Regions from separate parts of the Mus musculus genome. Here all the other regions are linked to region 1. A link is a loop called in an ENCODE intact Hi-C map of the cell type or tissue named here. Cell type or tissue: left cerebral cortex. All regions are shown on one strand.

Region 1 (8,000 bases):
AAGAATGGATCAATTTTCAGCAGTTGAGTCAGAACCATTTGTTGAAAATTCTGTCTTTTTTCCACTGGATGATTTTAGCTCCTTTGTCAAAGATCAAGTGACCATAGTTGTGTGGATTCATTTCTGAGTCTTCAATTCTATTCCAATGATCTACCTGCTTGTCACTGTATAAATACTATGAAGTTTTTATCACAATTTCTCTGTAGTACAGCTTGAGGTCAGGGATGATGATTCCACCAGAGGTTCTTTTATTTTGGGGAATACTTTTTGCTATCCTAAGTATTTTGTTATTCCAAATGATTTTTCAAATAGCTCTTTTTAACTCTGCGAAGAATTGTGTTGAAATTTTGCTGGGGATTCCATTCAATCTGTAGATTGCTTTTGGCAAGATGGTCATTTTTATTATATTAATCCTGCCAATTCATTAGCATGGGAGATCTTTCCATCTTCTGAGATCTTCTTCAATTTCTTTCTTCAGAGACTTGAAGTTCTTATCATACAGATCTTTTACTTCCTTAGTTATTATTCAGATCTTTCACTTCCTTAGAGTCACACCAACGTATTTTACATTATATGTGACTATTGTGAAGGGTGTTTTTTCCCTAATTTCTTTCTCAGCCTGTTTATCCTTTGTGTAGAGAATGGCCACTGAGTTTTTTGGATTAATTTTATATCCAGCTACTGCACTAAAGTTTTTATCAGGTTTAGGAGGTCTCTGGTGGAATTTTTAGGTTCACTTATATGTAATATATCATCTGCAAATAGTGAAATTTTGACTTCTTCCTTTCCAATTTGTATCCCTTTCAGCTACTTTTGTTATCTAATTACTGTGGCTAGGACTTTGAGTACTATAATGAATAGGTAGGGAGAGAGTAGACAGTCTTGTCTAGTCCTTGATTTTAGTTGGTACTTGCTTGCTGTATATTGCTTTTATTATGTTTAGGTATGGGCCTTGAATTCATGATATTTCCAAGACTTTTATCATGAAGGGGTGTTCTATTTTGGCCTTCAGTCTCTTGAGGGTTAGGTGCATCATTTCTGAATGAACACAGGCCCAGAAGTTCTCTCCTGCAAATGTGTTTTGAAGGCCTCATTTCAGCTGGTGTATGCTGCCTGTTTGGTGATCCAGTGTTTTAGAGATCTTGGAGGTCCAATTTTTTTTTAAAACTGTAAGATAAATACAAGTGCTCTATAGATACTCTACTATAAATAATTTGAGAGGTTTTTGGAACATTTTCAAATCTCAATAATATCAAAGTTTTCAGGCAACAGTTCTTTTCATGTTGTGATCCTTAGCAAGAAGACAAAGCAACTGGGATCTTATTCATGAATTAAGGGATATGACTTCCTCTTGGTTTCAAGAAGAATTTACACTACTGAATAGCCTTCACCCCAAATATACAAATGTCCTTAGGAGCTAAGGTTATAACAGACATGAGCAGAAACACAGATCATTGTGAATAACACAGTCATCCCTTACTCTACTCCAAAATTCAATGCTAGACCGACAAGATATTCTGAAGAAAGAGCATTTGTCCCACTGGCTCATGTTCGTGATGGGAGAACCTAGTATCTCAGGCTCTACAGGCAAAACAAAACAAAACAAAACAAAACAAAAACAGATAAAAATATTTCAAAGTCATATGTGGCCCCAGAAACAAGGGCAACAGATATCATAAATTCTCTCCTTTGTGGTTCCTAAATATGTTTTATGTAAAGTTCATGCGGATATATATGTATAAGTGTGTATCTCTGAATGTGTTCCTTCGTGTATGTGAATACATGTGTGTATGTGCATATATGTATGTGGCATTTATTTGTGTATACAAGTGACTGTGTTTATCTATGTGTACATATGTATGTATGTGCATACACACTGACACATATGTGTGTGTGTTTAAGATAGAAAGAGGAGAAACAGAGAATAAGACAAAGAGAGAGGGGGTGAGACTAGAAAGAAAAAATAACAAGATGTTGGGGTATATAGTGTGGAAGTGTATCTCTGTGTGTTCAGTTGTTAACTATGTAACAAGAAGAGAGCTAAATGCTTCTGGCAGGACTCTTGTATTGTCATTTCAATTGCCCATCTGTGGGTTTGCTATTTTGTAAATATTCATTTTTCCCTACCTTCCTAAGGCAATCAAAAATGTAACTAATTGCCTACAGCAAATAGCTAAAACCCCATAGCCAGACAGGAAGTGGAAGGTCAAACTTCTGGGCAGAGAGAGGAATGCTAGAAGAAGAGACATGTGATAGATTCAGACAATGGACACAGATGTGAATAGATGAACCAAAGCCAAGAACAAAGTTAGAGCTGGCCATGTAGAGAGACTTAGTACCAGGACTAGTCAAGTTCGTGTAGCTGGGAGACCGTCCAGAAAAAAATATTAAAAAGCCTCTGCATCAATATTTGTGTTGCTGGTAGGTCAATTATAGTTCCACTACAAGAAGAGAAAATGGAAATGGGTAAAGTTAGTAGATATTGTCAAAATATATGTACTTGAAAGATATTCTGTTATGAAATTGTGTAAAATGTGTACATAACAAGAAAGAAGTTTAAGAAGCAGCAACGTTGCACCAAGGACAAAGACACTTGCCACCAAGCTGAGTCTCAGAGTAAGACCTCAAAAGCTATTGGAAAAACCAGAATCAACTCCTAGTTATCTTCTGACCTCCACAAAAATAGCATTGCACATATTCATCTACATGTACACACACACACACACAGAGAGAGAGAGAGGGAGAGAGAGAGATGCACATGTACATAAAGAGAACTAATTACATAAAAGGAATACAAATAAGAGAGTCAGAAAAGGAAAAGAAGAGTCAGAAAAAGATGGATACCATTAAGGAAGTAACAAAACCTCCTAGGAACTAGAAAATGCAAGAAACAATTTTTTTTCTACACACTCCTAATCAAAATAAAGTTTACCAACATCACTACATCAGCCCATAGGGTTTTACCTTAGATACAAGATTTATAGAACTATAAAAAGATAAATTCCTCATATTTAATCAACATAGTTTGTGGTAAATGGTTACAGAAGGAATAGAAAAATAACACTGTTTTTTTTTCCTCTGCATTTTGGTACTTAGAGTATTTATACCAAAGGACATAAGTGACATTGAACAGATGCCGTTTTATTGGGTTCTGTAAACTTGTCAGTTTTTCAGGCATGCTAGGTCTCAGGCAGACAGGGGAAGTGGGCATGCCCAGGACTGTGTGTGGTGTACACAGCTGTTTAAACTCTCAAGGAGGTTTGTGTAGGCAGCTGAAGCTCTGTGGGGGGAGAAAGCTGCCATGATTGTGCTGACAGTAATAAACTGCTAGGTCTTCAGCATGCACATTGCTAATGGTGAGAGTGAAGTCTGTCCCAGATCCACTTCCTGTGAATCGATCAGGGACCCAAGATTCTCTAATGGATGCCCCATAGATAAGCAGTTTAGGAGGCTGCCCTTGTTTCTGCTGGTACCAGGATAAGTAGTTATTTTGGTTTACACTCCACAAAAGACTCTGACTGGACTTGCATCTCATAGTGACCTTCTCTCCTGCTGTCACAGCCAGGGAGGATGGAGACTGGGTCATCACAATGTCCCCACAGGTATCTACAATAGTGAGTAGACAGTGAAAATGCATACATACACATAGATTATAATAACAGATGAAATTTTTCATTTAAATGACCTTATAATGTCATAATGTCAGAACATTATTTGCAAGAAATATCACACACTGGCAAAAACTGCAAATTCCTTATTACAAAGATGAAACTTTGAAAAGGTTTTAATACTTTAAATTTCTTACCAGATACCCAAAGCAGCAAGAACATGAGGACATGGGTCTGTGATTCCATCTTTCTCCCCCCTGCCTGACTGATGCAGTTCAGTCATAATGCAAAGGCCTGGTTTATAAATTCTGAGTAGCTAGGCTGGGCTGGAGGAACCCATGCAAAGTAGACAGACAGTACAAAAGCAAATGCCTGGTCAGTGTCCGTGTGAGTGCTTGGAGTCAATCAACAGGCAAAAATGGCATCAGAGAGAGCATAAGAAGACACTGAAAGTGTTTGTCTTTCTCATCTCCAACATCAATTTACTGTGGAATCTAATAGGTTTGGGTTAAATAAGACATATTTAAATCAGGTGACATTTGTAGAAATTTTAGGAAAGCTATCTTAGATTGACAATTCTAGATAAGATATGCTGAGAAAAATCAGAAGAATACAAGAAGGAAGCCGAGTAAGAAAAATGTCAGATAAAAGATAATAATGGATAGGAAGGGAAAGAAGAGAGTCCACGTATATTGAAGTTAAATTTGTTCATTTTCTCCCATTTCCAAATTCACTCTTATAATGAGAACATGAACAGACATTTGGGCCCCAACTTCCAAAATAAACGTGGGAAAGAGATGAAAATAGAAGCCCATATTAGGTCTGTGGAAATCCTGGGGAAACGTTTCCTAGAATCAGTGAAGCATTAATCTCAAAGGCACACCCAACGGAAACTAACTATCATGTTTCTCACAACTTCAGGGAGCTTAAAGAGGGTTATCAGTTAGGAAATGGCGCATAAAACAAACCAGGTTTCTTCACCTCATTATGCCTGAACACCAGCACTACCAAAAGATATTATTCCACAGAGGTATATTCTAGAGAAATCTAGAAATTAGAAGGATTAAAACTGGCTAAATATGGTCTTGCTCACACTTCAAAAATTCTCCAGAAGGGGGCACAGCCACTCTAAATCAAGTAATGAATGAGACAAGTAGACCACAACATCAGAGATTGTTCATATCTAAAGGGAAAAAAAAATGTTTGATTGTGAAGGAAAATCAATAGCAATAACAGAGATGAAATAACCACCTGAATTCAGGTTAGTGAATTATGAGAGTATATATGAGATGAATCATAAATACAGTATTACATGTAGAGTACTAGAAACAGAAAAGTAAACAAAATATCACAACAGAGTGAGATTCATATCTGTATCCCTGATCTGGAGAGACAGAAGCAGGAGATCCATGAGATTACAGCCAGCTTTGGGTACATAAATTCTAGGCCAGTCTAATCTCTGCGTGGAGGTCAGATTTCCAGATATATATCATTAATCAACTGACTACAAGACACCTCATGGCATTGATATCCAAAGTGAATTATTCGTCTGATTTTAATGTACTAACATTAAACCAGAATATTATTGAAATGAAATATGCTTTTAATCAACATGCATTTTTCTTCTATTTTGTACTAAATATATAATTTTATAGAGCAACTTTCCAGGTATAAAAGATTAAATGATTTGTGATAAGCATGTTCAGATCTCATTTATAAACCACTAACATACCAATATAACAGAGAGACAGTTTGTGGATTAAGAAAGCCCCCAATTAGCTAAAGGGGTTTGAAACCCCATAGGAAGAACAATATCAAACCACTAGATTCCCCCAGAGCTCCCAGGGACTAAAACCACCACCAAAGTATACACACGGAGTGACCCATGGCTCTAGCTGCATATGTAGCAGAGAATGGCCTTGTTGGGCATCAATGGGAGGAGGAGCAATTGGTCCTGTGAAGGCTATGAGCACTCTCATAGAAGCAGGGGGAGGGGTATGGGATAGGGGGTTTCTGAGGGGATAGATTACATTTGACTTTTAAATAAATATAATATCCAATAAAAAAAGAAAGGTCCAGTCTTTGGTGTTGGTAGGCCTGATAATCCCTCAGGCATTCAGGGATAAAGGTAAAGTTGGTAAACTCTCCTGGTGGCAGCAGTCCACTGGGATTGCAAGTAAAGCTGGCTGTCCTGAATGGCAGCAGGCTTCCAGGGATATAGGCAGAGCTGGTCATCACTAATGACTTCAGGCTTCTGGTTGTCCTGTTTGCAGCAGGCCTCCAGGAATGGAAACAAAGCTGGTAGTCCATGATGGCTGTAGACCTCTGGGATTGCTGGTAGAGGTATGGACCAGAAGATGAAACAAAGAGGACAGGGCTGACCTCACAGTTGTTGGGCTTGTTGGAGAAGAGGACAGGTGACTGGCGCATGAGAATCTCACCTGGATGTCCTGGGTGTCAGCAGGACTCCAGGGAAGCAGGCAGAGCTGTGGGCTAGGACATGAAGTACAGAGGGGATAGGAGGAACTCACTGCTGGGTTTTTCTGGAAAGGCCAACAGGCAGGAAATGGGTTTAGGAGTGTCAATTTGTGGTCCCTGATGGCTGTAGGACTCCATTTTTGCAGGTGGATGTGTGTACCGGAAGATTGAGCATAGCAGGGAAAGGACACACATCACAGCTGCTAGGCATACTGGAGAAGCCAGCAGACAGGGGATGGGGACTAGAATAGGGGGTGGAGGGGAGCCTAGCATAACTGCTTTCTAAGAGTCTCCACCCATCATCTGACCAAAACAAATGCAGAGACCTACATCCAAACATCAGAGTTCAAGGAGTCTTGTGAACAAGTTAGGAGAAGGACTGAGAGACCCAGAGAGGATGGGAACTCCATTAGAAGACCAACAGACTCAAATAACCTGGGCCCTTGAGGGGGGCTCCCAGAGACTGAATAACCAACCAAACCATATTAATGGGCTGAATCTAGAGTCTTCCCAACCATCCCCCACACATATGTAGCAGATGTGCAGCTTGGTATTCATGTGAGTCCCCCAACAACTGGAACAACACTCTCTCTGATTCTGTTGCTTGACTGTGAAACTTGTTCCCCTAACTAGCCTGCCTTGACTGGGCTCAGTGGGAGAGTATGTGACTTGATGTGCCATAGTGGATTGGTACCCAGGGTGTGCTGGGGACCTCCTCCAGAGGAAAAAGGGAGGGGTATATGGAAGAAGAGCTGAGTAAGATGGACACTGGGAGGAAAGCAGTCTGAGATTGGAATGTAAATTGAATTAGTTAATCAGTTAGTTAACTAACAAAATAGTTTCCAAAATAAACCGAAGAATATACCAGATGAGCAAGAATCACCATCAGTTTCTAAAACAAATAATGAAGATCTTTGCTAAACTTTTCTTTTTATTAGGAATTTTCTTCATCTAAATTTCCAATGCTATCCCAAAAGTCCCCCATACCCTCCCCCCCACTCCCCTATCCACCCACTATTACTTCTTAGCCCTGGTGTTCTCCTGTACTAAGGCATATAAAGTTTGCAAGACCAAGGGGCCTCTCTTTGCAATGATGGCCGTCTAGGCCATCTTCTGATACATATGCAGCTAGAGATATGAGCTCGGGGGGGGGGGAGGTTCTGGTTAATTCATATTGTTGTTCCACCTATAGAGTTGCAGACCCCTTTAGCTCCTTGGGTACTTTCTCTAGCTCCTCCATTGGGGTCTCTGTGATCCATCCAATAGCTGACTGTGAGCTTATACTTCTGTGTTTGCTAGGCCCTGGCATAGCCTCACAAGAGACAGCTATATCAGGATCATTTCAGCAAAATCTTGCTTTGTGACAGCTGTGGTGAGCTCAGACCATGCTCTCATGTCATTTACTAATGCTCATTCAAATTCAACAGATGGAGACAGGGGTCTGACAAATACAAAGATGCCTGCAGTTAAATATGGGCTTATCACAGAATATAAGGAGAGAGCATAGGGGCTTGGGAGGTAAAATTTCCATGTTCTTTTGTGTATAATCACAAAAGCCTGACAACCTTATTTACTGCTTTTCCCACAAATATGGTCTCCACAATATGTCCTGGTGCATTTGATTCCTTGGGCTGTCTTTTAAAATGCACTACAATCCAACTGACTCAAAATAACACAGATGAACTTCCTCCAGCCTTTGGAACCAGGAAGTCTGAAGTTGATTATCTTGAGTTCCTGGGACACAGCAGCCTCTTCCATGGATCCACCATGCCTACAGGCCTAGGTAAATTCAGTGTCATGTGCAAAATATACTGAGTTAATACAAGGTTAACTAGGCTTTGTTGTTGAATCACATATCTTTTATTCTTGAGAAGAATCACAGTGGCTACCCAATATCTGTGACAGAAAATATAG
Region 2 (8,000 bases), 160 kb after region 1:
TGAGTCAGAACCACTTGTTGAAAATTCTGTCTTTTTTCCACTGGATGATTTTAGCTCCTTTGTCAAAGATCAAGTGACCATAATTGTGTGGATTCATTTCTGGGTCTTCAATTGTATTCCATTGATCTACCTGCTTGTCACTGTATCAATACTATGAAGTTTTTATCACAATTTCTCTATAGTACAGCTTGAGGTCAGGGATGATGATTCCACCAGAGGTTCTTTTATTTTGGGGAATACTTTTTGCTATCCTAAGTATTTTGTTATTCCAAATGATTTTTCAAATAGCTCTTTTTAACTCTGCGAAGAATTGTGTTTAAATTTTGCTGGGGATTCCATTCAATCTGTAGATTGCTTTTGGCAAGATGGTCATTTTTATTATATTAATCCTGCCAATTCATTAGCATGGGAGATATTTCCATCTTCTGAGATCTTCAATTTCTTTCTTCAGAGACTTGAAGTTCTTATCATACAGATCTTTTACTTCCTTAGTTATTATTCAAATTTTTCACTTTCTTAGTTCGAGTCACACCAACGTATTTTACATTATATGTGACTATTGAGAAGGGTGTTGTTTCCCTAATTTCTTTCTCAGCCTGTTTATCCTTTGTGTGTGTAGAGAAAGGCCACTGACTTTTTGGAGTTAATTTTATATCCACTAAAGTTTTTATCAGGTTTAGGAGGTCTTTGGTGGAATTTTTAGGTTCACTTATATGAAATATATCATCTGCAAATAGTAAAATTTTGATTTCTTCCTTTCCAATGTGTATCCATTTCAGGTCCTTTTGTTATCTAATTACTGTGGCTAGGACTTCAAGTACTATATTGAATAGGTAGGGAGAGAGTAGACAGTCTTGTCTAGTCCTTGATTTTAGTAGGATTACTTCAAATTTCTCTCCATTTAGTTTGATGGTTGGTAGTTGTTTGCTGTATATTGCTTTTATTATGTTTAGGTATGGGCCTTGAATTCCTGATATTTCCAAGACTTTTACCATGAAGGGGTGTTGTATTTTGGCCTCCAGTCTCTTGAGGGTTAGGTGCATCATTTCTGAATGAACACAGGCCCAGAAGTTCTCTCCTGCAAATGTGTTTTGAAGGCCTCATTTCAGCTGGTGTATGCTGCCTGTTTGGTGATCCCATATTTTAGAGATCTTGGAGGTCCAATTTTTTTTTTAAACTGTAAGATAAATACAAGTGCTCTATAGATACTCTACTATAAATAATTTGAGAGGTTTTTGGAACATTTTCAAATCTCAACAATATCAAAGTTTTCAGGCAACAGTTCTTTTCATGTTGTGATCCTTAGCAAGAAGACAAAGCAACTGGATCTTATTCATGAATTAAAGGATATGGCTTCCTCTGGGTTTCAAAAAGAATTTACACTACTGAATAGCCTTCACACCAAATATACAAATGTCCTTAGGAGCTAAGGTTATAACAGACATGAGCAGAAACACAGATCATTGTGAATAACACAGTCATCCCGTACTCTAGTCCAAAATTCAATGCTAGACCGACAAGATATTCTGAAGACAGAGCATTTGTCCCACTGGGTCATATTTGTGATGGCAGAACCTAGTATCTCAGGCTCTACAGGCAAAACAAAACAAAACAAAACAACAACAAAAAACAGATAAAAATATTTCAAAGTCATATGTGGCCCCAGAAACAAGGGCAACAGATATCATAAATTCTCTCCTTTGTGGTTCCTAAATATGTTTTATGTAAAGTTCATGCGGATATATATTTATAAGTGTGTATCTCTGAATGTGTTCCTTCATGTATGTGAATACATGTATGTATGTGCATATATGTATGTGGTGTTTATTTGTGTATACATGTGACTGTGTTTATCTATGTGTACATATGTATGTATGTGCATACACACTGACATATATGTGTGTGTGTTTAAGATAGAAAGAGGAGAAACAGAGAATAAGACAAAGAGAGAGAGGGGGTGAGACTCAAAAGAAAAAAAATACAAGATGTTGGGGTACATAGTGTGAAAGTGTATCTCTGTGTGTTCAGTTGTTAACTATGTAACAAGAAGAGAGCTAAATGCTTCTGGCAGGACTCTTGTATTGTCATTTCTATGGCTCATCAGTGGGTTTGCTATTTTGTAAATATTCATTTTTCCCTACCTTCCTAAGGCAATCAAAAATGTATCTAATTGCCTATAGCAAAGAGCTAAAACCCCATGGTCAGACAGGAAGTGGAAGGTCGAACTTCTGGGCAGAGAGAGGAATGCTAGAAGAAGAGACATGTGATAGATTCAGCCAATGGACACAGATGTGAACAGATGAACCAAAGCCAAGCACAAAGTTAGAGCTGGCCATGTAGAGAGACTTAGTACCAGGACTAGTCAAGTTCGTGTAGCTGGGAGACTGCCCAGCAAAAATATTAAAAAGCCTCTGCATCAATATTTGTGTTGCTGGTAGGTCAATTATAGTTCCACTACAAGAAGAGAAAAGGGAAATGGGTAAACTCAGTAGATATGGTCAAAATATATGTACTTGAAAGATATTCTGTTATTAAATTGTGTAAAATGTGTACATAAGAAGAAAGAAGTTTAAGAAGCAGCAACATTGCACCAAGGACAAAGACACTTGCCACCAAGCTGAGTCTCAGAGTAAGACCTCAAAAGCTATTGAGAAAACCAGAATCAGCTCCTAGTTATCTTTTGACCTCCACAAAAGTAGCATTGCACATATTCATCTACATGTACACACACACACACACACACACACAGAGAGAGAGAGAGAGAGAGAGAGAGAGAGAGATGCACGTGTACATAAAGAGAACTAATTACATAAAAGGAATACAAATAAGAGAGTCAGAAAAGGAAAAGAATAGTCAGAAAAAGATGGATAACGTTAAGGAAGTAACAAAACCTCGTAGGAACTAGAAAATGCAAGAAACAATTTTTTTTCTACACACTCCTAACCAAAATAAAGTTTACCAACATCACTACATCAGCCCATAGGGTTTTACCTTGGATACAAGATTTATAGAACTATAAAAAGATAAATTCCTCATATTCAATCAACATAGTTTGTGGTAAATGGTTACAGAAGGAATAGAAAAATAACAGTGTTTTTTTTTTTCTCTGCATTTTGGTACTTAGAGTTTTTATAACAAAAGACAAAGTGTCATTGAACAGATGCCTTTTTATTGGGTTCTGTAAACTTGTTAGTTTTTCAGGCATGCTAGGTCTCAGGCAGACAGGGGAAGTGGGCATGCCCAGGGCTCTGTGTGGTGTACACAGCTGTTTAAATTCTCAAGGAGGTTTGTGTAGGCGGCTGAAGCTCTGTGGGGGGGAGAAAGCTGCCATGATTGTGTTGACAGTAATAAACTGCTAGGTCTTCAGCATGCACATTGCTAATGGTGAGAGTGAAGTCTGTCCCAGATCCACTTCCTGTGAACCGATCAGGGACCCAAGATTCTCTAATGGATGCCCCATAGATAAGCAGTTTAGGAGGCTGCCTTTGTTTCTGCTGGTACCAGGACAAGTAGTTCTTTTGGTTTACACTCCACAAAAGACTCTGACTGGACTTGCAGCTCATAGTGACCTTCTCTCCTGCTGTCACAGCCAGGGAGGATGGAGACTGGGTCATCACAATGTCCCCACAGGTATCTACAATAGTGAGTAGATAGTGAAAATGCATACATACACATAGATTATAATAACAGTTGAAATTTTTCATTTAAATGACCTTATAATGTCATAATGTCAGAACATTATTTGCAAGAAATATCACACACTGGCAAAAATTGCAAATTCCTTATTACAAAGATGAAACTTTGAAAAGGTTTTAATACTTTAAATTTCTTACCAGATACCCAAAGCAGCAAGAACATGAGGACATGGTTCTGTGATTCCATCTTTCTCCCCCCTGCCTGACTGATGCAGTTCAGTCATAATGCAAAGGCCTGGTTTATAAATTCTGAGTAGCTAGGCTGGGCTGGAGGAACTCATGCAAAGTAGACAGACAGTACAAAAGCAAATGCCTGGTCAGTGTCCGTGTGAGTGCTTGGAGTCAATCAACAGGCAAAAATGCCATCAGAGAGAGCATAAGAAGACACTGAAAGTGTTTGTCTTTCTCATCTCCAACATCAATTTACTGTGGAATCTAATAGGTTTGGGTTAAAATATAAGACATATTTAAATCAGGTGACATTTGTAGAAATTTTAGGAAAGCTATCTTAGATTGACAATTCTAGATAAGATATGCTGAGAAAAATCAGAAGAATACAAGAAGGAAGCCGAGTAAGAAAAATATCAGATAAAAGATAATAATGGATAGGAAGGGAAAGAAGAGAGTCCACATATATTGAAGTTAAATTTGTTCATTTTCTCCCATTTCCAAATTCACTCTTTTTTTAAAATTTTTTATTAGGTATTTAGCTCATTTACATTTCCAATGCTATACCAAAAGTCCCCCATACACACCCACCCCCACTCCCCTACCCACCCACTCCCCCTTTTTGGGCCTGGCGTTCCCCTGTACTGGGGCATATAAAGTTTGCGTGTCCAATGGGCCTCTCTTTCCAGTGATGGCCGACTAGGCCATCTTTTGATACATATGCAGCTAGAGTCAAGAGCTCCGGGGTACGGGTTAGTTCATAATGTTGTTCCACCTATAGGGTTGCAGATCCCTTTAGCTCCTTGGGTACTTTCTCTAGCTCCTCCATTGGGAGCCCTGTGATCCATCCATTAGCTGACTGTGAGCATCCACTTCTGTGTTTGCTAGGCCCCGGCATAGTCTCACAAGGGACAACTACATCTGGGTCCTTTCAATAAAATCTTGCTAGTGTATGCAATGGGGTCAGCGTTTGGATGCTGATTATGGGGTGGATCCCTGGATATGGCAGTCTCTACATGGTCCATCCTTTCATCTCAGCTCCAAACTTTGTCTCTGTAACTCCTTCCAAGGGTGTTTTGTTCCCACTTCTAAGGAGGGGCATAGTGTCCACACTTCAGTCTTCATTTTTCTTGAGTTTCATGTGTTTAGGAAGTTGTATCTTATATCTTGGGTATCCTAGGTTTTGGGCTAATATCCACTTATCAGTGAGTACATATTGTGTGAGTTCCTTTGTGAATGTGTTACCTCACTCAGGATGATGTCCTCCAGGTCCATCCATTTGCCTAGGAATTTCATAAATTCATTCTTTTTAATAGCTGAGTAGTACTCCATTGTGTAGATGTACCACATTTTCTGTATCCATTCCTCTGTTGAGGGACATCTGGGTTCTTTCCAGCTTCTGGCTATTATAAATAAGGCTGCTATGAACATAGTGGAGCATGTGTCCTTCTTACCAGTTGGGGCATCTTCTGGATATATGCCCAGGAGAGGTATTGCTGGATCCTCCGGTAGTACTATGTCCAATTTTCTGAGGAACCACCAGACTGATTTCCAGAGTGGTTGTACAAGCCTGCAATCCCACCAACAATGGAGGAGTGTTCTTTCTCCACATCCTCGCCAGCATCTGCTGTCACCTGAATTTTTTATCTTAGCCATTCTGACTGGTGTGAGGTGGAATCTCAGGGTTGTTTTGATTTGCATTTCCCTGATGATTAAGGATGTTGAACATTTTTTCAGGTGCTTCTCTGCCATTCGGTAATCCTCAGGTGAGAATTCTTTGTTCAGTTCTGAGCCCCATTTTTTAATGGGGTTATTTGATTTTCTGAAGTCCACCTTCTTGAGTTCTTTATATATGTTGGATATTAGTCCCCTATCTGATTTAGGATAGGTAAAGATCCTTTCCCAATCTGTTGGTGGTCTTTTTGTCTTATTGACGGTGTCTTTTGCCTTGCAGAAACTTTGGAGTTTCATTAGGTCCCATTTGTCAATTCTCGATCTTAGAGCACAAGCCATTGCTGTTCTGTTCAGGAATTTTTCCCCTGTGCCCATATCTTCAAGGCTTTTCCCCACTTTCTCCTCTATAAGTTTCAGTGTCTCTGGTTTTATGTGAAGTTCCTTGATCCACTTAGATTTGACCTTAGTACAAGGAGATAGGAATGGATCAATTCGCATTCTTCTACATGATAACAACCAGTTGTGCCAGCACCGATTGTTGAAAATGCTGTCTTTATTCCACTGGATCGTTTTAGCTCCCTTGTCGAAGATCAAGTGACCATAGGTGTGTGGGTTCATTTCTGGGTCTTCAATTCTATTCCATTGGTCTACTTGTCTGTCTCTATACCAGTACCATGCAGTTTTTATCACAATTGCTCTGTAGTAAAGCTTTAGGTCAGGCATGGTGATTCCACCAGAGGTACTTTTATCCTTGAGAAGACTTTTTGCTATCCTAGGTTTTTTGTTATTCCAGACGAATTTGCAAATTGCTCCTTCTAATTCGTTGAAGAATTGAGTTGGAATTTTGATGGTGATTGCATTGAATCTGTAGATTGCTTTTGGCAAGATAGCCATTTTTACAATGTTGATCCTGCCAATCCATGAGCATGGGAGATCCTTCCATCTTCTGAGATCTTCTTTAATTTCTTTCTTCAGAGACTTGAAGTTTTTATCATACAGATCTCTCACTTCCTTAGTTGGAGTCACGCCGAGATATTTTACATTATTTGTGACTATTGAGAAGGGTGTTGTTTCCCTAATTTCTTTCTCAGCCTGTTTATTCTTTGTATAGGGAAAGGCCATTGACTTGTTTGAGTTTATTTTATATCCAGCTACTTCACCGAAGCTGTTTATCAGGTTTAGGAATTCTCTGGTAGAATTTTTGGGGTCACTTATATATACTATCATATCATCTCCAAAAAGTGATATTTTGACTTCCTCTTTTCCAATTTGTATCCCCTTGATCTCCTTTTGTTGTAGAATTGCTCTGGCTAATACTTCAAGTACTATGTTGAAAAGGTAGGGAGAAAGTGGGCAGCCTTTTCTAGTCCCTGATTTTAGTGGGATTGCTTCCAGCTTCTCTCCATTTACTTTGATGTTGGCTACTGGTTTGCTGTAGATTGCTTTTATCATGTTTAGGTATGGTCCTTGAATTCCTGATCTTTCCAGAACTTTTATCATGAATGGGTGTTGGATCTTGTCAAATGCTTTTTCTGCATCTAACGAGATGATCATGTGGTTTTTGTCTTTGAGTTTGTTTATATAATGGATTACATTGATGGATTTTCATATATTAAACCATCCCTGCATCCCTGGAATAAAACCTACTTGGTCAGGATGGATGATTGCTTTAATGTGATCTTGGATTCTGTTAGCGAGAATTTTATTGAGGATTTTTGCATCGATATTCATAAGAGAAATTGGTCTGAAGTTGTCTATCTTTGTTGGATCTTTCTGTGGTTTAGGTATCAGAGTAATAGTGGCTTCATAAAATGAGTTGGGTAGAGTACCTTCTACTTCTATCTTGTGAAAAAGTTTGTGCAGAACTGGAATTAGATCTTCTTTGAAGGTCTGATAGAACTCTGCACTAAACCCGTCTGGTCCTGGGCTTTTTTTGGCTGGGTGACTATTTATAACTGCTTCTATTTCTTTAGGGGATATGGGACTGTTTAGAAGGTCAACTTGATCCTGATTCAACTTTGGTACCTGGTATCTGTCCAGAAATTTGTCCATTTCATCCAGGTTTTCCAGTTTTGTTGAGTATAGCCTTTTGTAGAAGGATCTGATGGTGTTTTGGATTTCTTCAGGATCTGTTGTTATGTCTCCCTTTTCAGTTCTGATTTTGTTAATTAGGATTTTGTCCCTGTGCCCTCTAGTGAGTCTAGCTAAGGGTTTATCTATCTTGTTGATTTTCTCAAAGAACCAACTCCTTGTTTGGTTAATTCTTTGAATAGTTCTTCTTGTTTCCACTTGGTTGATTTCACCCCTGAGTTTGATTATTTCCTGCCGTCTACTCCTCTTGGCTGAATTTGCTTCCTTTTTTTCTAGAGCTTTTAGATGTGTTGTCAAGCTGCTAGTATGTGCTCTCTCCTGTTTCTTCTTGGGGGCACTCAGAGCTATGAGTTTCCCTCTTAGAAATGCTTT
Region 3 (8,000 bases), 130 kb after region 1:
GAAGAGTGACTGTATAGGAGGACCAAAAGTCCCAACTAACCTAGACCCCTGAGATCTCTCAGACACTGAGCCACAAAACAGGCAGCATATACCAGCTGATATATGGCCTCCAACATATATATATACATACTGCCTGGTTTGTAATCAGTCAGAGAAGATGCACCTAACCATCAAGAGACTGGAGGCTCCAGGGTGTGGGGAGGTAGTGGGGAGGTTTGGGGTGGTTGGGGTTAGGGGGTGGGGACATCCTCATGGAGATGAATGGAAGAGGGATGGCATGGAAGAACAGTCAGAGGGTCGCCTGGAAGGTGGATAAAATTTGGATTTAAAAAAAATGATTAAACAAAAATTTTTTGAATTTAAAAAGGATAACAAATAGAAATTTTATAATTTGAAAAATTATATACAAATATATTTATTGTTGGGTGTGAATACACAGTGCCTCTCTCTGTCTCTCTCTGTCTCTCTTTCTCTCTGTGTCTGTGTATGTAGGTCAAAGCGCAACCTGAAGAAGTTAGTTCTTTCTTTTCACTAGGTGGTATCTGGGAATAAAACTCAAGTCATCAGTTTTGCTGTAACCTTTACCTTTCCTGGTAAAAGGAGAGTACAATTTCCATGATGAAGTACTATTTTTTCCTTGACAGATTTATTTTATTTTCAATTGTGTGTATGCATCTGTGGAGGGGTGTAGGCATATGTATGAGTGGGGTCTCAAAGCAGTTAGAAGAAGACATCAGATTTTATGGAGTTGGAGTTACAGGAGTTTTTGATCTAGTTGAAGTAGGTGCTGAGAGACAAACCAGGATTACCCTATAACAGCAGGAAGCAGGGGTTTTCCTTCTAGTATCCTAGTGGAAAGATATTTTTTAAGTTTGGTTTTATCATGGAATACCTTGGTTCCTCCATGTACAGTAGTTAAAAGTTTTGCTTAGTATAGTAGCCTGGGCTGGCATCTGTGTTCTCTTAGGGTCTGGATGACAACTGTTGAGGACCCTCTGGCTTTTAGAGTCTTTGTTGAGAAGTCTGGTGTAGTTCTTACAGGTCCTGCTTTATGTTACTTAGTCTTTTTCCCTTATAGCTCTTAATATTCTTTCTCTGTTCTGTGCATTTTGATTTTTATGTGATAGGAGGATTTTCTTCATTACTTGGTGGCTTGTACATTATGTTGCATCTCTTTAGGTTATAGACAGTTTCTCCTACAAATTTGCTAAAGATAATTTCTCTCTCTTTGATCTGTGAATCTTCACTCTATTCTATTTCTATGATTCTTAAGTTTGATCTTTTCATTGTGTCCAAAATTTCCTGGATGTTTTGGGTTAGGGGCTTCGTAGGCTTTTTATTTTCTTTGACCACTGTGACAATATCTTCTATGGCATTTTCTATGCCTGGGATTCTCTCTTCTATCTCTTGTATTCTGCAGATGAAAGAAAAACAGCCTGAATTTTGTAAGCAAATGGATGGAACTAGAAAATATCATCCTGCGTGAGGTAACTCAGACTCAAAAATACATGCACGGTATGTTCTCACTAATAAGAGGTTATTAGATTTTTAAAAATGTACAGAATACCCAAGATACAGTCCACAGAACTAAAAAAAAAATGTTCAACAAGCTCAAGGAGAGAGGTGAAGAGAACATGATCTGGTATTGGGCGAGAGAAAAGGACTGACATCATGAGGGCCAGCAAAATAATGGAAACAGGCAACCTTGGAGGGTAAGAGGTAGGGGGACCCTCCAGAATGCACCAGAGACCTGGGAGGTAAGGAACACTCAGGACTCAAAGGGAGGGGCCTTAGACGAAATGCTCTACAAGTGGGGAGAGGAAATTGTAGAGTCCACCTCTCATAGAAAGACAGGGCATCAGGTGAGGGATGGGGTTGCCATCCCACAGTAAAACTCATAATTGTTCATGTCTAAAAGAACTGCAGGGACAAAAATGGAGAGGAGCCCGAGGAAAAGGAGATCCTGTGACAGTTCCAAAGTGGAATCCTGCTCAAGGGGAGGTTCCAAGGCCTGACACTATTATTGAGTCTATGGAAAGGTCACAAAAAGGACCTATCATGACTGCCCTCTGAAAGACCCAGCAAGCAGCTGAAAGAGTCAGATGTAGATATTTTCACCCATCCAATGGACAGAATCTCCTGACCCCTGTGGTTAAATTAGAGAAAAGCTGGGAGGAGCTAAGGAGGAGGGTGATCAACAGTCTCAACTAACCTGGACCCCCAAGACCTCTTAGACATTGCAACACCGACCAGACAGCATATGAGGCCCACAACATATATATATGTATATGTATATGTATATGTATATGTATATGTATATGTATATGTATATGTATATGTATATGTATATGTATATGTATATATATATATATCAGAGGACTGCAGGGTTTGGGTTCAGTCAGAGATTATGCACCTAACCCTCAAGAGACCGGAAGCCCTAGAGAGTTTAGAGGTCTAGTGGGGGTGGGCACATCTTTGTGGAGAAAGGGGTTGGGGAGGAGGAATGAGATGGGGGAATAGTCAGAGGGTGGACCAAGAGGGAGATAAAATCTGGAGTGTAATAAAAGAAGATTAAGTAAAATTTAAAATGTATAGAAAAGAAGAGAATACTAAGCAAATGATAAACAAAAAACTACCTTTCAACCACCATCTGTAGCTCCCTACCTCTTTCTTATGTTTTCTATCTCCAGGGTTCCTTGCGGTTTCTTTTATTGTTTCTAATTCCATTTTTATGTCTTTGAGTTTTGTTCAATTTTTTCACTGGCTTGATTGTATTTTCTTGTATGTCTTTAAGGGATTTGTTTCTTCTTTAAGGGCTTCTACCTGTTTTGCCTGTATTTTGCTGTATTTCTTTTTTTTTTTTTTGCTGTATTTCTTTAATGGAGTTATTTATATCCTCTTTAAAGGCCTCTATCATCTTCATGAGATGGGATTTTAGGTCAGAATCTTGCTTTTTAGGTGTGTTAGAATATCCAGGGCTTGCTGTGGTGGGAAAATTGGGTTCTGATGCGGCTGGATTGTATTGGGTTCTGTTGTTTATGTTCTTGTGCTTGTCTCTGGTCATATGTTTTTTTCTGGTGTTAACTAGCCTGAGTGTCTCTGACTGGAGCTATGTAGAGCTCTGTGACCTGGGTTAGAGTATGCCTCCTTGGAGGCAAGCAGTGCTGTCTCTGGTTAGGGATGGCCTCCTTTGTCCTTGGTTAGAACATACCTATAGTGTTCCTGGTTAGGGTAGACCTCCTGTGTTCCTGGTTGGGGTGAACCTCCTGAGAGACAGGCAAGCTTTGGTTTCTAGGAGCAGGATCTTCACCAGTTGTAGATGGAGGGGCAGACTGGGAGAACTGTGTACTGGTTACCACAGGCCTACTTGGAGACAATCATTTTAAAGAAGATTGAAATTGCTGCTTGGCTGCATGCCATGGGGACAACATGATTCCAGTGCCAGACATCTTCAAGTAAGGAAACCAAGAGTTCTTTTTACACAACCCTGTGTAAGTTACCAAATTGCTAGAGTGTACCAGTTGCATATATGAAACAATATGCTTCAGAATTTATATAGAAAATTTATATTTGACATGCATGTATATATTGTATTTGAGCACTTAGCCTCTGTTTTCTTTTATTTTCCTTTCCAGTCTCCTGGTAAAGCCTTCTCAAAATAGCCTCTTCTAATTTGCTGACTTTTTTGTTGTTTCTTCTGAATTTAATTATGAATGCTTCATGAGTACACATTATTTCTGGAATATGATTATAGCACATAGAGAATAACCCCCTCCTTTCCCTAGCGTCCCTTGTTACCCAGATATTCTACGAAGAGTAAGAACACATGCACCCCTTCCCCTTGCTTGATGAAATGGTGATGAGTCAAATCTTGTGCAAATAACTGCGGTGGCAGTTTGCTCATATGAATAATGGCCATGTTATGTCTAGAAGATGCTATTTCACAGCATTCCCCACAATAATTGTATCTTATGTTCTTTCTGTCTCTTGTTCCGTGATTATCTCTGCTTTGTTAAAATGGGGATGGGGGAACATTCCTTTTAAGGAATTTCACAGTCACATATTTTCTGTACTTTCACTAATTCTGTACTCTGCCTTAACCAGTATCTACTGAAAGAAGTCTTCTAGGATGAATGCTAAGAATAGCACCATTCTATGGGTTTAAATATACAGATGTACAAAGCAGTTTGATGCCATCCCCATTCAGCAAGCAAGATAAAACAAATAAAAGAAAAACAAAGCAGCTAAACAAACAATGGTAGGTTTTTTCTTAGGTTTTATGACCACCCCATGCAGTCTCTTGAACAGGCTTGCAGTTCCAGGCATTATAATGAATATCATTCTGCTTATTTCTGATAATGACAAGAAAAACACCATAAAAATTCACCTGGAGCAGAACTTATAGACAGTCTTCACATTTTCTCCTCTTTGTGTGTTAATACAACACTGACTAAAATATACCCAGTGAAAACATAAACTCATGGTGACAATTGTCCCATAGGTTCTCATTGTATTAAGCATTTACCTGAAACTTACTGACAGACGTCCCAAATCAAGCAGTCTCAATGCTATGCTAACATCTATGCAAAGGCTATTTTACCTTCTTCCACAAGGCCATATGCTTTTCAGACCGTCTGCCCTTCATAATCTCGTCGCCCCATATACATGTAAAGGACTGGTCTCTGAGATTTGTGGGGGCAAAATCTCTTCTCTCAGGCATGTTCTCCAGATGCTTCTGATGAAGGCATTCTTATTCTACCATTTTTGTAGCATATATATATATATATATATATATATATATATATATATATATAGTCTAACTGAGAGTACTAACAACACTTTCATGTGAAGTTTTAGATTCTTTTTTAAAAAATATTTATTCATTAATTTTTTATACCCCATATTTTATTTTCCCCCTGCCTCTGTCCACTTTCAAACTGTTCCATGTCCCACACCACCTCCCCACCCCCTGTCTCCACATGGGTCTTCCCATACCCCATCCTACCTGATCTCTAAACTCCTTGGGCCCTCCAGTCTCTTGAGGGTTAGGTGTATCATCTTTGAATGAACACAGACCCTGCAGTCCTCTGCTGTATGTGTGTTGGGGGCCTCATATCAACTGGTGTATGCTGTCTGTTTTGTGGTACAATGTTTGAGAGACCTTGGGGGTCCAGATTCATTGAGACCATTGGACCTTCTACAGGTTTGCCCTTCTTTTGAGCTTCTTTCAGTCTTCCCTAATTCAATAACAGGGGTCAACTGCTTCTGTCCATTGTTAGATGCAAATATCTGCATCTGATTCTTTCAGCTGCTTGTTGGGTCTTTCAGAGGGCAGTCATGCTAGGTCCCTTTTGTGAATGCTCCATAGCCTTAGTAATAGTCTCAGGCTTTGGGACCTCACTTGAGGTGGATCCCACTTTGGGCCTGTCACTGGACCTTCTTTTCCTTGGGTTCCTCTCCATTTCTATCCCTGTAGTTCTTTCAGACAGGGGCAATTAAGGGTAAGAATTGTGACATTGGGATGTACCCCCCTCCCTCATTTGATGCCCTGTCTTCCTGCTGGATGTGGGCTCTATATGTTCCCTCTTCCTACTGAAGTTATTGTCATACAGGTCTTTTACTTGTTCGGTTAAAGTTAATTGCCACACCCATTCCAGTGAAGTCTACAAAACAAGCCCAAAAACTTGGCCACAGTCCCAAGGCATAAAGTTTCATGGAAACTTTCCAGGAGGAAAGTTTCTGGTGTCTCATAAACAGATGTGTTTCAGATTCGTCCTTGCATTAGTTGGTGAATGATTCTGTGTGCTTTCTTTCAGTATTGTTTTATTATACGTGCCTCCAAGGAGATCATTCATTGGTTGGTCTTTTACAAAATTTCTGTAACATCATTACTTCAGCAAAAATTGTAGGCTGGCGAGATTGTAGTTCAAAGGTTTTGTGTCTGTGTTGGTGACCCAGTCCCATCACTGGAAGCCTTGCCTGGTTATAGAAAATGTCCAGTTTCTGCTCAGTATCAGGGATTAGTAGGCATTTTCACTAGAAGCACTTAGATTCCAAGGAGTTTCCACTGCAGTATGTTTTCACATTGCTCACCAAATGAGTACTCACTTCAGTCACCTCCCTAATACTCACTTCCTCCATACATCCCCCACCTGATTGCTTCGTTTCCACCCCTACCTTCCCCCTAGTCCACCTGTAATGAATATTATATTTTTCCTTCTCAGGGAGATCCATGCATGCATCCTGCCTTGAACCTTCCTTATTACTTAGCTTTTGACTCTGGATTTTAGCATAATTATTTTTTAATTATCTGATTACTTGCAAATTAATGAATACACACCATGTTTGTTGGGAGAGTCTGGGGTACATCACTCAGGAAGATTTTTTTGTTTTGTTTTGTGCCAGGGACCCCGGTGGAGTCAGCTTGACAGATGAAAGTCTGAAAGCTTTTTCATGAGGAAAAAGTTTCAAGGAAACTTACTCCCGGATCTTTGGCTATTTCCCTAACCCATAAAATTAATTTTCCAAAACCACATTAGTCTAGTGTATGGATCCACGTGCACTCTATATAGTATTACCTTATAGTAAATGCCTTTTAAGATTGTATTCTAACATAGCTAAAGCCTTTTTCCAGTGTTCTTAGATTCCAGATAGCAGCAAAGAGCTTAACCTATTTAGTAACTAATTAAGCTGCATCATAAAACAATATAAACATCTGTCATTTACTCAGCTGTCTGTAGATAGAGACTAAAAGTCTCACTGAGATAGAAATCTTTTACTACAGGCTACATTCCATGTCAAGTATAAGTTGATATACTACCCTGATAAGGGGAAACTCTCCAGACAAGATAAGTTTTACTAGACCTAAGAATTTAGAGCTCTGTGATAGCGCATTACTCTTAAGGCCTGTCAAGAGTTAACAACCCCCTGATGCTTTTAACCTTAAAGTGTGAAATTCTTGCCTGGCATTAGGCTGATCCTAGGCAGGGCTTGTTATCCCTAATGTAAACATTTAATTAGTCCCTGTAAATTCCTTTCTGCTGTAACTGGTGAATTTCAGTGTATCTTGTCTTTTTGTGATTTGTATCCTCTGATAATTCGTTGTAATATAAGTCTGAAGCTCAACCAGAACATTACATTCAGATTCAACACCATTTTCGTGTATCTGTCTGTCACTACATCTTATCTTGCCCATCTACTCTAGAGACCCTTTCCTACACAGGCACAAGGGACCAGAGGGCCTGTGGCAGTTTTGCTTTTGTATCTTCACACATTTGTCTGCAAATCTCACAATGCTTTTTTTTTTAAATCTGAGAAATAATCCATTGTATAAATTTACCACAATGTATCTTGAGGTAGCTTGATTTACAGTTTTCTTAGGAAAGATTATACTAATTTTTATACTGGCTATAGAAGTTGACACTCATACCAATAATGGAAGAATTTTCTCCTTGCTTCACATTCTTGCCAGCATGAGCTGCCACTTGTGTTTTTGATAATATCCATTCTCACAGGTGTAAGATGGAATCTCAAAGTAGTTTTGATTGCATTTCCCTGAAGGCTAAGGATGTTTAACATTTCAAGTGTTTCTCAACCATTCCTGCTTAGATGTGTACATGATTTTACTTTACAGCATGAATTTTATTTTAAAACTAGGTCATGAGTTACAGTAATCAGACCAAAAGGAAATTACCCATATGTGTGTTTTACAAAAGTAATTTATACTTTTTAAAATTTTTTAAATTTTTATTGGTTATTTTATTAACATTTCCTTTTTATTTAGTTTTTACTTTTTTTTCTTATTAGATACTTTCTTAATTTACATTTCAAATGTTATCCCATTTCCTGGTTTCTCCTCAGAAAACTCCATATCCCCTCCCCCCTCTCCCTGCTCACCAACCTACCTACTCCCACTTCTCAGCCCTGGAATTCCCCTATACTGGGGCATAGAACCTTCATAGGACCAAGGGCCTCTCCTCCCATTGATGACTGACTAGGCC

The links. A loop is a pair of places that touch in the nucleus more often than their neighbours do. Peaks named below come from ENCODE experiments on the same cell type or tissue, not always from the same donor. Only the 100,000 strongest peaks of a DNase experiment are listed, where the experiment ranks them.
Region 2: a loop joins it to region 1, with 4 times the contacts of the local background. A loop is called at or near these places in 7 of 42 quality-filtered maps.
Region 3: it touches region 1 in a loop (2.3-fold over the local background); 5 of 42 quality-filtered maps call a loop at or near these places.

What each region holds. Positions count from the first base shown.
Region 1 is chr6:70,351,731-70,359,730 of GRCm38, reverse strand. It overlaps Igk and Igkv8-18. Among named protein-coding and RNA genes, the nearest start is that of Gm46962, 140 kb to the right of the region's middle. In left cerebral cortex, a CTCF peak has its summit at 4,738 (motif pointing right); a DNase peak (open chromatin) is centred at 3,260.
Region 2 is chr6:70,189,110-70,197,109 of GRCm38, reverse strand. It overlaps Igk and Igkv8-26. Among named protein-coding and RNA genes, the nearest start is that of Gm46962, 28 kb to the left of the region's middle. In left cerebral cortex, no CTCF peak of the experiment used is centred here; a DNase peak (open chromatin) is centred at 3,281.
Region 3 is chr6:70,225,082-70,233,081 of GRCm38, reverse strand. It overlaps Igk. Among named protein-coding and RNA genes, the nearest start is that of Gm46962, 8.4 kb to the right of the region's middle. In left cerebral cortex, no CTCF peak of the experiment used is centred here; a DNase peak (open chromatin) is centred at 3,424.